Linked DNA regions of Homo sapiens: region 2 is linked to region 1. Evidence: chromatin contacts called from ENCODE Hi-C or POLR2A ChIA-PET data. All regions are on one chromosome and are shown on one strand. The core of a region is the stretch at or near the end of the contact, and the rest is flanking DNA. Distances in the headings are between cores, read along the strand shown. Region 1 has its middle 41 kb from the start of ERBIN. Region 2 has its middle 81 kb from the start of ERBIN.

What was found. A loop is a pair of places that touch in the nucleus more often than their neighbours do. ChIA-PET counts read pairs that join two places held with the same protein, here RNA polymerase II (POLR2A). Pooled maps may share reads with other maps.
Region 2: a loop to region 1 is called in a map of dorsolateral prefrontal cortex, with 2.2 times the contacts of the local background. The contact joins two enhancer-like sites. A Hi-C loop is called at or near these places in 3 of 168 maps with a recorded cell type or tissue (A673, dorsolateral prefrontal cortex and endothelial cell of hepatic sinusoid) and 2 of 50 pooled maps. POLR2A ChIA-PET finds 5 or more read pairs at or near these places in 6 of 52 experiments (AG04449, CD8-positive, alpha-beta T cell, GM10248 and 3 more).

Annotation. Positions count from the first base shown.
Region 1 is chr5:65,883,099-65,887,930 of GRCh38, forward strand. No RefSeq gene overlaps it. Among named protein-coding and RNA genes, the nearest start is that of ERBIN, 41 kb to the right of the region's middle. Within about 2 kb of position 2,978, at least 2 of the 41 ENCODE cell types and tissues checked have a DNase peak (open chromatin) inside an H3K27ac peak, as active enhancers do.
Region 2 is chr5:65,843,538-65,848,369 of GRCh38, forward strand. No RefSeq gene overlaps it. Among named protein-coding and RNA genes, the nearest start is that of ERBIN, 81 kb to the right of the region's middle. Within about 2 kb of position 1,919, at least 2 of the 41 ENCODE cell types and tissues checked have a DNase peak (open chromatin) inside an H3K27ac peak, as active enhancers do.

The sequences.
Region 1 (4,832 bases), core at 1,728-4,227:
CTGTAAATGGGGAGTCTAGAATGGGCTCTGGGGTTTGAAAATGTGGGAAGGAATCTGAGACGGTGATATAGGTACGTGGAATAGCACCAGCAAAAGCTTTCTAGAGTGGCCAGAGTAGGATTCATGCAAGTAGTCAGAAAGAATTTTTACTATATAGAATGAGGCCAGATAATGGATTGCCTTGAAAGCCAATTAAAATGATGCACATTTGCTACATCAGAGAGAATAACCATGAACCGTTTCAAGCAGAGGAGGAGCATACTAGAAGAGGTCTTTCTGGAAGGTGAATCCAGCGTAGTTCCTGTCCCTGGGAGTAGCATTTTCAGTTTGATCAACACATGCTTTAGTCCTGATTGAAAAACAAAATACTTCTAATAAATGGCATTGGCGAATAGGACCAGTAGCTAGCTTGGAAAGATCTCCAAACTTAATTACTGGACTTCTATTTGATTGCCCAGTTTGGTGCTGGTCTCTGATGACTACAATGTATTCTCAGATGCAGCTGTTGTTTATGACTGCATTGTTGTCTTTGCATGATAAAACGGTTAATGTTATCCTTAAATGACTGCATGGAGAGCCACTCTCTTCTTCTGATTACAATAGCATCTATGTCTGATCTTAGACAAGCCATTCTTATATTCATGAATCTACTGATTGCCATGAGAGACTCCACCCTGCCATTCCGTTATGTGTCACTATGCCAGTGACATGTTATATTTATCCCAAAGTTGAAAGTCATGCCGGTAATAGACAAGTTCTCATATCCTGAGAAGATTCAATATTAGATTTGTTTTGAGTGCCTCTACCTCTTTGTGGAACATTAGATTAAAATGCAATGCAAATGTACCTGAATGGAACTGGAGATCATTATGTTAAGTGAAGTAAGCCAGGCACAGAAAGACAAAATTGTCCTCACTTACATGTGGAAGTAAGAAGTTGATCTCATGGAGGTAGAGAGTAGAATGATGGTTACTAGAGACTGGAAACGGTGGGGCAGGTGGTAGGAGCTGAAGACAAGTTAGTTAATGGTTACAAAAATATAGTTAGATAAGAGGAGTTAAGTTCTAGTGTTTGATAGCACAGTAGAATGACTATAGTTAACAACAGTATATTGTATATTCCAAAATAGCTAGAAGAGAATATTTGAAATGTTCCCAACACAAAGAAATGATAAATGTTTGAGGTGATGAATATACTAACTACCTTGATTAGATCATTACACATTGTATGTATGTATCAAAATACCACACATACCCCACAAATCTGTACAATTATTATGTTTCAATTTAAAAACTTTAAAAAAAATACAACAAAAACTAGTTTAAGGTTTCGGGCTACTTCCTTGATGAGAGCTGGTTTCCCTTGGTTTATATGGCCTCAGGTGGTAGTTCTAATGGATTGCTCTGGCTCCTTTTATAAAACAGGGTCACACAGTCACACAACAATCCTTACTTGTAGTTTAATCCCACCACAGAGCTTGTTCTTAGACCAGAAGAGTCACAGATCCAGGGCCATTAGCTCCATGGTGTTCAGCAAAATCATTGCTGCTTCTAGTCCTTCCAGGCAGGAAAGGACTCTGACTTTGCTTTTGTGGCCAAGTCTTTCTTCCTTTCCTTTCCTTTCCTGCCTTTCTTTCTTCCTTTCCTTTCCTCTCCTCTCCTCTCCTCTCCTCTCCTCTCCTCTCCTCTCCTCTCCTCTCCTCTCCTCTCCTCTCCTCTCCTTTCCTTTCCTTTCCTTTCCTTCCTTCCTTCTTTCTTTTTTTTGAGATAGAGTCTTGCTTTGTCACCCAGGCTGGAGTGCAGTGTCACAATCTCAGCTCACTGCAGCCTCTGCCTTCTTGGGTTCAAGCTATTCTCATGCCTCAGCCTCCTGAGTAGCTGGGATTACAGGTGCACACCACCACACCCAGCTAATTTTTGTATTTTTAGCAGAGACGGAGTTTTGCCCTGTTGGCCAGGCTGGTCTTGAACTCCTGGCCTCAAGTGATCCACTGGCCTCAGCTTCCCAAAATGCTAAAATTACAGGCATGAGCTACCATGCCCGGCCTTTTTTTTTTTTTTTTTAATGGGCCGGGGACTGAACCCAGGCCTCCCATGTGGTGTGTTGCGTTGATGTGGCCAAGTCTTGTTAGTACCTAATCTTACCCCTGTAATTCCTCCTTTCCTTTAGGGTTCCAGACTTGCCCACTCCACTCCCAAATTTCAGGAAATGAAGTTCCACCCATGTATCCAGCACCTTGGCCTGGGACTATGTTCTGTGCCACTACATTCGTGGCACCCTTACCACTGGAGGAAACGCAAGGTTGCTCCTTCCTACACTGCTGAGGAAGGGGAACTCAGAGGTAAACTGGCCAATGCAGTTGGCCTATATAATGTGTGTGTGTGTGTGTGTGTGTGTGTGTGTGTGTCCCCTGAAAGTCAGGTTATTGTTGGCTTTTATTATCTCACTTCAAAGAATCCTTGCTGCTTCACATTTCACTCTCATCCTGGTACTGATGCTGTCACAGGTGTTTGAGGAAGAACATGGTTTATCTACATGCAAGTTATTTTTACTTTATTTTATTTTTTATTTTTTGAGACGGAGTCTTGCTCTTTCGCCCATGCCGGCTGCAGTGGCACTATCTCGGCTCGCTGCAAGCTCCGCCTCCCGGGTTCATGCCTTTCTCCTGGCTCAGCCTCCCGAGTATCTGGGACTACAGGCACCCGGCTAATTTTTTGCATTTTTAGTAGAGACGGGGTTTCACCATGTTAGCCAGGATGGTTTTGATCTCCTGACCTCGTGATCCGCCCGCCTCGGCCTCCCAAAGTGCTGGGATTACAGGCGTGAGCCACCGCGCCCGGTTGCAAGTTATTTACTTACCTGTCTTCCACATTAGATTAGCCTGCCTAGGGTAGGATGGTCTTCTCTCTCCCTCTCTCTGTCTCTCTCTGTCTCTCTCTCTCTCTCTCTCTCTCTCTGTCTCTCTCTCTCTCTCTCTCTCTCTGACTCATGGGCTGAGCATTATGCCTGGAGCACAGCAGCTTCTTAGTAAATGACAACTGCTATGTCACCAGGAAGGCACTGACTTCCAGGATATTCACCCTTCACCCTTGCTTGGAAAATCCTTTGCTGCTGGTAGCCACTTATCATTTGATTCATACTCAAACACAAAGGGAAAATAAATTCTGATGTGATCAGTATGACTGTTTTTGATGCAGAGCCAAATTTAGCAAATAGTCTAATAAAGATCTTCACTTTTTTATATAAAGGCTTAGAACTTCCAGAAGTCAAACAAAAAGCCTGTTTAAGGCTAAGCCTTCTCCCATCACTCATCACTATTCAACAACACCGTTTAAGCACTGAATATGCACTAGGTGCTGGGAACACAAAAGTTGGTGAGGAAAGGGTCCCTGGTTTCCTGAATGAGACGAATCATTCAGAGGAAAAGACTAACACAGTAACATAGATGACAATTCAACGTGATGTGGTGAGTGCTGTAATGAAAGGAATAAATGCAGGGTTGTGGTGGCTCAGACAGGTGAGGTGCCAGCTCTGCACAAGGCAACCTATAGACCTCACGTGGACGTCACTAACAAAAGAAATTAGCAGATGAGGGAAACTCCGGGAAACAGGATTCTCTACTTGCAGTTTGGGTGCCCTGGGAGGCAGACTCCGAAACACAGCTTAGTGTTTGGGATATTTATTAGGAAAGAAGAGAAGGAAGAATCAGGCAGAGGGAGAAGCCAAGCTGTGATGCCAGCCTGGCAGCCTCAGCCAATTCTAAGGGGAGCTCTGGAGCTGAAATGGCTCCTCAGGGTTATCCCACAGTGAGCCAAAGTAGCCAGACATTTGTACTCTCACTCCAGTCATTGGATAAGGACTACCTCCAGAGGGATGTAACCTTGGTAGGGGGGATTTCTGCAGCTGAGCCAATTTCTACAAGAACTGACAGTTGAAGGCTGTCTGTCAATTGCATTCCCAGCAGCTGAGACAGCAAATCTTTCCTCACAGGGGGATCTGGGCAGATCATCTCCATGTTCAGCATAGACTACCCCATGTGCTACTTGGATTCATTGCTTCATGTATGAATGGGGCTGTCTTCCTTAGAAGGGGAAGGTTGGTGGAACAAACTACACCTGCTGCTGTGACTGGTCTTGAGACTGCAACTGGTACTCACTTTATCTCTTCTCTTAACCATTCTAAAATCCCTGGGCCCTCAGCTAACATCTCTACTGGTTTTGGTGGCTTACCTGGTGGCATGACCCAGACTATCATTCCTAAGGGGAATGAGCCCATGGTCTCCATGTCCTTCTCAGGCAAGGGACACTTCCTTTGTCTATTTCCATCACCATTTGGCAAGGAGGTAACAAGGATGCCCAAGTAGATTACCTGAGTTCCACAACATAGTCGTCCATGTCCTATTGTGTACTAGCAGCCCTGTCTCTTTCTGATAATCAGTCAATTATCTTTGCCTAGAGAGTGACTCCTCTTCTTGTCTGCTGGTCCCTCAATGCAAGGAGCTCGAAGTGCTCAAGGACAACCTGCTTATGGTTCAACAGGACTCTTATTGTGTTTCCTGAAGGCAGTGTTCTTCCTGTGGGGATCAGAATCTCTAACCCTGCAGAAACTAATGCAATGCAGATGGGCAGCACAAAGTCCCTAGATGGGTCATTGGGAATGATAATAAGTAGGATCATTCCTTCTTCTGCCCCTTGGTTCTCAGTCTCATGATTCTTCCCACTGGGACACTGCACCCTGGAGGATAATGCCCCATCCTCACAAATTATTGGCTTTGAGCTGGTGCTTAAGCACGTTTTCAGCAAACCATTCCAATTCTCTATCTGGCTAGTAGC
Region 2 (4,832 bases), core at 669-3,168, 41 kb before region 1:
CCTGGGTCTTATGGAGCCCGGGCAGAAGCCCATCCTGCCCAGGTCTGTTGTGACCCGGCACTCTTGTCAGTATCACTTCGTGCTCACCCCAGCCCCACTCAAGCACCATTGGTCCACCTTAGTTTCACCTCGTCACTGCATCAGCAAAAGGGATTTTGGGACTGAGAATAAAGTTCTCCCATTAGGAGAGATGAAAGCTGCTCCAACTCTGAGGAGAGAGTCCCCGAAAAGAACAGAAACTTACCATCAGATTGAAGAGAAGGGGACGTGTTCCTTTTGCGACCATGAGCTGAGGTTGTTGAGCATGCCTGAGAGAGTGGTGCAGACTAGGGTCACAGGAATAGTGACCCCCCTCTAGCCCAGAACCTGATGAAGATAAATCTCTCCGTGTCTATAAGGATCTGGCGCAATCTGGAGAAATAAGGGTCATATGTAAATAAACCTAATTGGATTGAAGGGAACTGAGAGGATAGAAGTTAATTCCTGTAAATTTGGATTGATGCCACTAATACCTCCCAATGTAGGCCAGACCATGGGCAAGAGAATATGAATTGAGATGAATCTAAGTTTTCTGTTTTTTAAAGGCTTTAGATAGTTTTCTGACAAGTTAGATCTTCCTTAGTCATAATAGATATAAGGCCAGGCATGGTGGCTCATGCCTGTAGTCCTGTTATTGGAAAGGGGTTCTTATCCAGACCCCAAGAGAGGGTTCTTGGATCTTACACAAGAAAGAATTAGGGGCCAGTCCACAGACTAAAATGAAAGCAAGTTTATTAGGAAAGTAAAGGAATAAAGAATGGCTACTCCATAGACAGAGCAGCCCTAAGGGCTGCTGGTTGCCCATTTTTATGGTTATTTTTTGATGATATGCTAAACAAGGGGTGGATTATTCATGCCTCCCCTTTTAGACCACATAGGTATCTTCCTGACGTTGCCATGGCATTTGCAAACTGTCATGCTGCTGGCAGGAGTGTAGCAGTGAGGACAACCAGAGGCCACTCTCATCGCCATCTTGGTTTTGGTGGGTTTTGGCCAGCTTCTTTACTGCAACTTGTTTTATCAGCAAGGTCTTTATGACCTGTATTTTGTGCCAATCTCCTATCTCATCCTGTGGCTTAGAATGCCTTAACTGTCTGAAAATGCAGCCCAATAGGTCTCAGCCTCATTTTACCCAGCCCCTTTCCAAGATGGAGTTGCTCTGGTTCAAATGCCTCTGACAATCCCAGTGTTTTGGGAGGCTGAAGTGAGAGGATTGCTTGAGCCCAGGAGTTTGAGACCAGCCTGGGCAAGATAGCAAGACCCTGTCTCTAAAAAAAAAAAAAAAAATTAGCCGGGCATGGGGAGCTATGATCCTCCCACTGCACTTCAGCCTGGGTGATAGATTGTCTCTTAAAAAATAAATAAATAAATAAATAAATAAATAAATAAATAAATAAACGAATACATACCTCTATGTAGAGAACAATTGTTTTTTATTTTATTTTTATTTTTATTGAAACAGTGTCTCACTCTCTCACCCAGGCTGGATTGCAATGGCGCAATTTCATCTCACTGCAATCTCCACCTCCTGGGCTCAAGTGATCCTCCCTGCCTCCCGAGTAGCTGGGACTACAGGAACATGCCACCACACCGAGCTAACTGGCTAATTTTTGTATTTTTTAGAGACAGGGTTTTGCCATGTTGCCCAGGCTGGTCTTGAACTCCCGGATTCAAGTAATCCTCCTTCCTTGGCCTCCCAAAGTGCTGGGATTACAGCCACTATGCCCAGCCTAACAGTTGTTTTTTAAATTGAGATAAGATAATAGCATAACATAAAATTTGCCACTTAAAGCACTTTTAAATATACAGTTCTGTGACATTAAACATATTCACATTGTTGTGCAATCATCACCACTATCTATCTCCAGAACTCTTCTTGCAAAACTGAAACTTGTACCCATTACACAACAACTCATTTTGCCCTCCCACCCAGCCTGTGGCAACCACAATTCTACTTTCTGTCTCTATGAATTTGACTACCCTAGATATGTTATATAAGTGGAATCATACAGCATTTGTTCTTTGTGTCTAGCTTAATTTACTTAGCCTCGAGATTCATCTATGTTATGTTAAGAATTCCCTTCCCTTTTTAAGGCTGAATAATATTACACACACACACACACACACACACACACACACACACACACTATATTTTCTTTCTTTTTTTTTTTTTTTGAGACAGAGTTTCATTCCTGTTGCCCAGGCTGGAGTGCAGTGGTGCAATCTTGGCTCACCACAACCTCCCGCTTCTGGGTTCAAGCAGTTCTCCAGCCTCAGCCTCCCGAGTAGCTGGGATTACAGGCATGTGCCACCACACCTGGCTAATTTTGTGTTTTTAGTAGAGACACAGTTTCTCCATGTTGATCAGGCTGGTGTCGAACTCCTGATCTCAGGTGATCCTCCTGCCTCGGCCTCCTAAAATGTTGGGATTACGGGCATGAGCCACCACTCCTGGCCGCCATATTTTCTTTATCCATCCATCAGTGGACATTTGAATTGTTTCTAGCTTTTGACTACTGTGAACAATGCAGCTACAAACATTGGTGTGTAAATCTCTAAGACCTTGTTTTCATTCTTTTGGATGGAAGAATGGACTACCCAGGAGTGGAAGTCCCAAGATCAGCAGTTTGCAAGCTGTAGTATCAAGAGAACTGATAATATATTTCCACACTGAGTCCAAAGGCCTGAGAACCAGAAGAGGCAATGGTGTAAGTTCTAGTTTAAGTTCAAGTCCAAAGGCAGGGGGAAACTGACGTCCCAGGTCAAAGATCAGATCAGATACAGTGAATCCTTCCCTACTCAGCCTTTTGTTCCATTCAGGGCCTTCAATGGGTTGGATGAGGCCTACTCACATTGGGGTGAGCAATCTACTTTACTGAGTCTACTGATTCAAATGTTAATCTCATCCTGAAACACCTTCACAGACACACCCAGAATAATGTTTTATCGAATATTTGGGCACATGGTGGCCCAGTCAAGTTGTCACATAAAATTAACCATCACATATGCAAATTCTCTGTTTAATATTTTAAGGAACCACCATATTGTTTTTTATAGCAGATGTACCATTTTACTATCCCTCCAGCAATGCACAATAGTTCCAATTTCCTCACATCCTTGCCAGCTCTTGTTGTTTTCTGGTTGTTGTTGTTGTTTTTTTAATAGTAGCCATCCTAGTGCATATGAAGTATACTTCTTCCATCATGGGTATAATTTTTATTTCCCTAATGATTAGTGACATTGAGCATCTTTTTCATGTGCTTCTTGGCCATTTATATATCTTATTTGAAGAAATGACTATTCAAATCATCAATTTTTATTATTATTATGTTTTAAGTTCTAGGGCACATGTGCACCACGTGCAAGTTTCTTACATAGGTATACATGTGCCATGTTGGTTTGCTGCACCCATCAACTCATCATTTACATTAGGTATTTCTCCTAACGCTATCCCTCCCCCAGGCCCCCGCCCCACAAAAGTCCCAGTGTGTGATGTTCCCCTCCCTATGTCCATGTGTTCTCATTGTTCAATTCCCACTTATGAGTGAGAACATGCAGTATTTGGTTTTCTGTCCTTGTGATATTTTGCTGAGAATGATGGTTTCCAGCTTCATCCACGTCCCTGCAAAGGATATAAACTCATCCTTTTTTGTAGCTGCATAGTATTCCATGGTGTATATGTGCCACATTTTCTTTATTGCGCCTATTATTGATGGACATTTGGGGTTGGTTCCAAGTCTTTGCTATTGTGAATAGTGCCGCAATAAACATATGTGTGCATGTGTCTTTATAGTAGCATGATTTATAATCCTTTGGGTATATACCCAGTAATGGGATCCCTGGGTCAAATGGTATTTCTAGTTCTGGATCCTTGAGGAATCACCACACTGTCTTCCACAATGGTTGAATTAATTTACACTCCCACCAACAGTGTAAAAGTGTTCCTATTTCTCCACATCCTCTCCAACATCTGTGGTTTCCTGACTTTTTAATGATCGCCATTCTAACTGGTGTGAGACGGTATCTCATTGTGGTTTTGATTTGCATTTCTCTGATGACCAGTGATGATGACCATTTTTTCATGTGTCTGTTGGCTGCATAAATGTCTTCTTTTGAGAAGTGTCTGTTCATATCCTTTGCCCACTTTTTGATGGGTTTGTTTTTTTCTGGTAAATTTGTTTAAGTTCATTGTAGATTCTGGATATTAGCCCTTTGTCAGACGGAGAGATTGCAAAAATTTTCTCCCATTCTGTAGGTTGCTGTTCACTCTGATGGTAGTTTCTTTTGCTGTGCAGAAGCTCTTTAGTTTAATTAGATCCCATTTGTCAATTTTGGCTTTTGTTGCCATTGCTTTTGGTGTTTTAGTCATTAAGTCCTTGACCATGCCTATGTCCTGAATGGTATTGCCTAGGTTTTCTTCTAGAGTTTTTATGGTTTTAGGTCTTATATTTAAGTCTTTAATCCATCTTGAGTTAATTTTTGTATAAGGTGTAAGGAAGGGATCCAGTTTCAGCTTTCTGCATATGGCCAGCCAGTTTTCCCAACACCATTTATTAAATAGGGAATCCTTTCCCCGTTGCTTGTTTTTGTCAGGTTTGTCAAAGATCAGATGGTTGTAGATGTGTGGTGTTATTTCTGAGGCCTCTGTTCTGTTCCACTGGTCTATATATCTGTTTTGATGCCAGTACCATGCTGTTTTGGTTACTGTAGCCTTATAGTATAGTTTGAAGTCAGGTAGCGTGATGCCTCCAGCTTTGTTCTTTTTGCTTAGGATCATCTTGGCTACTTGGGCT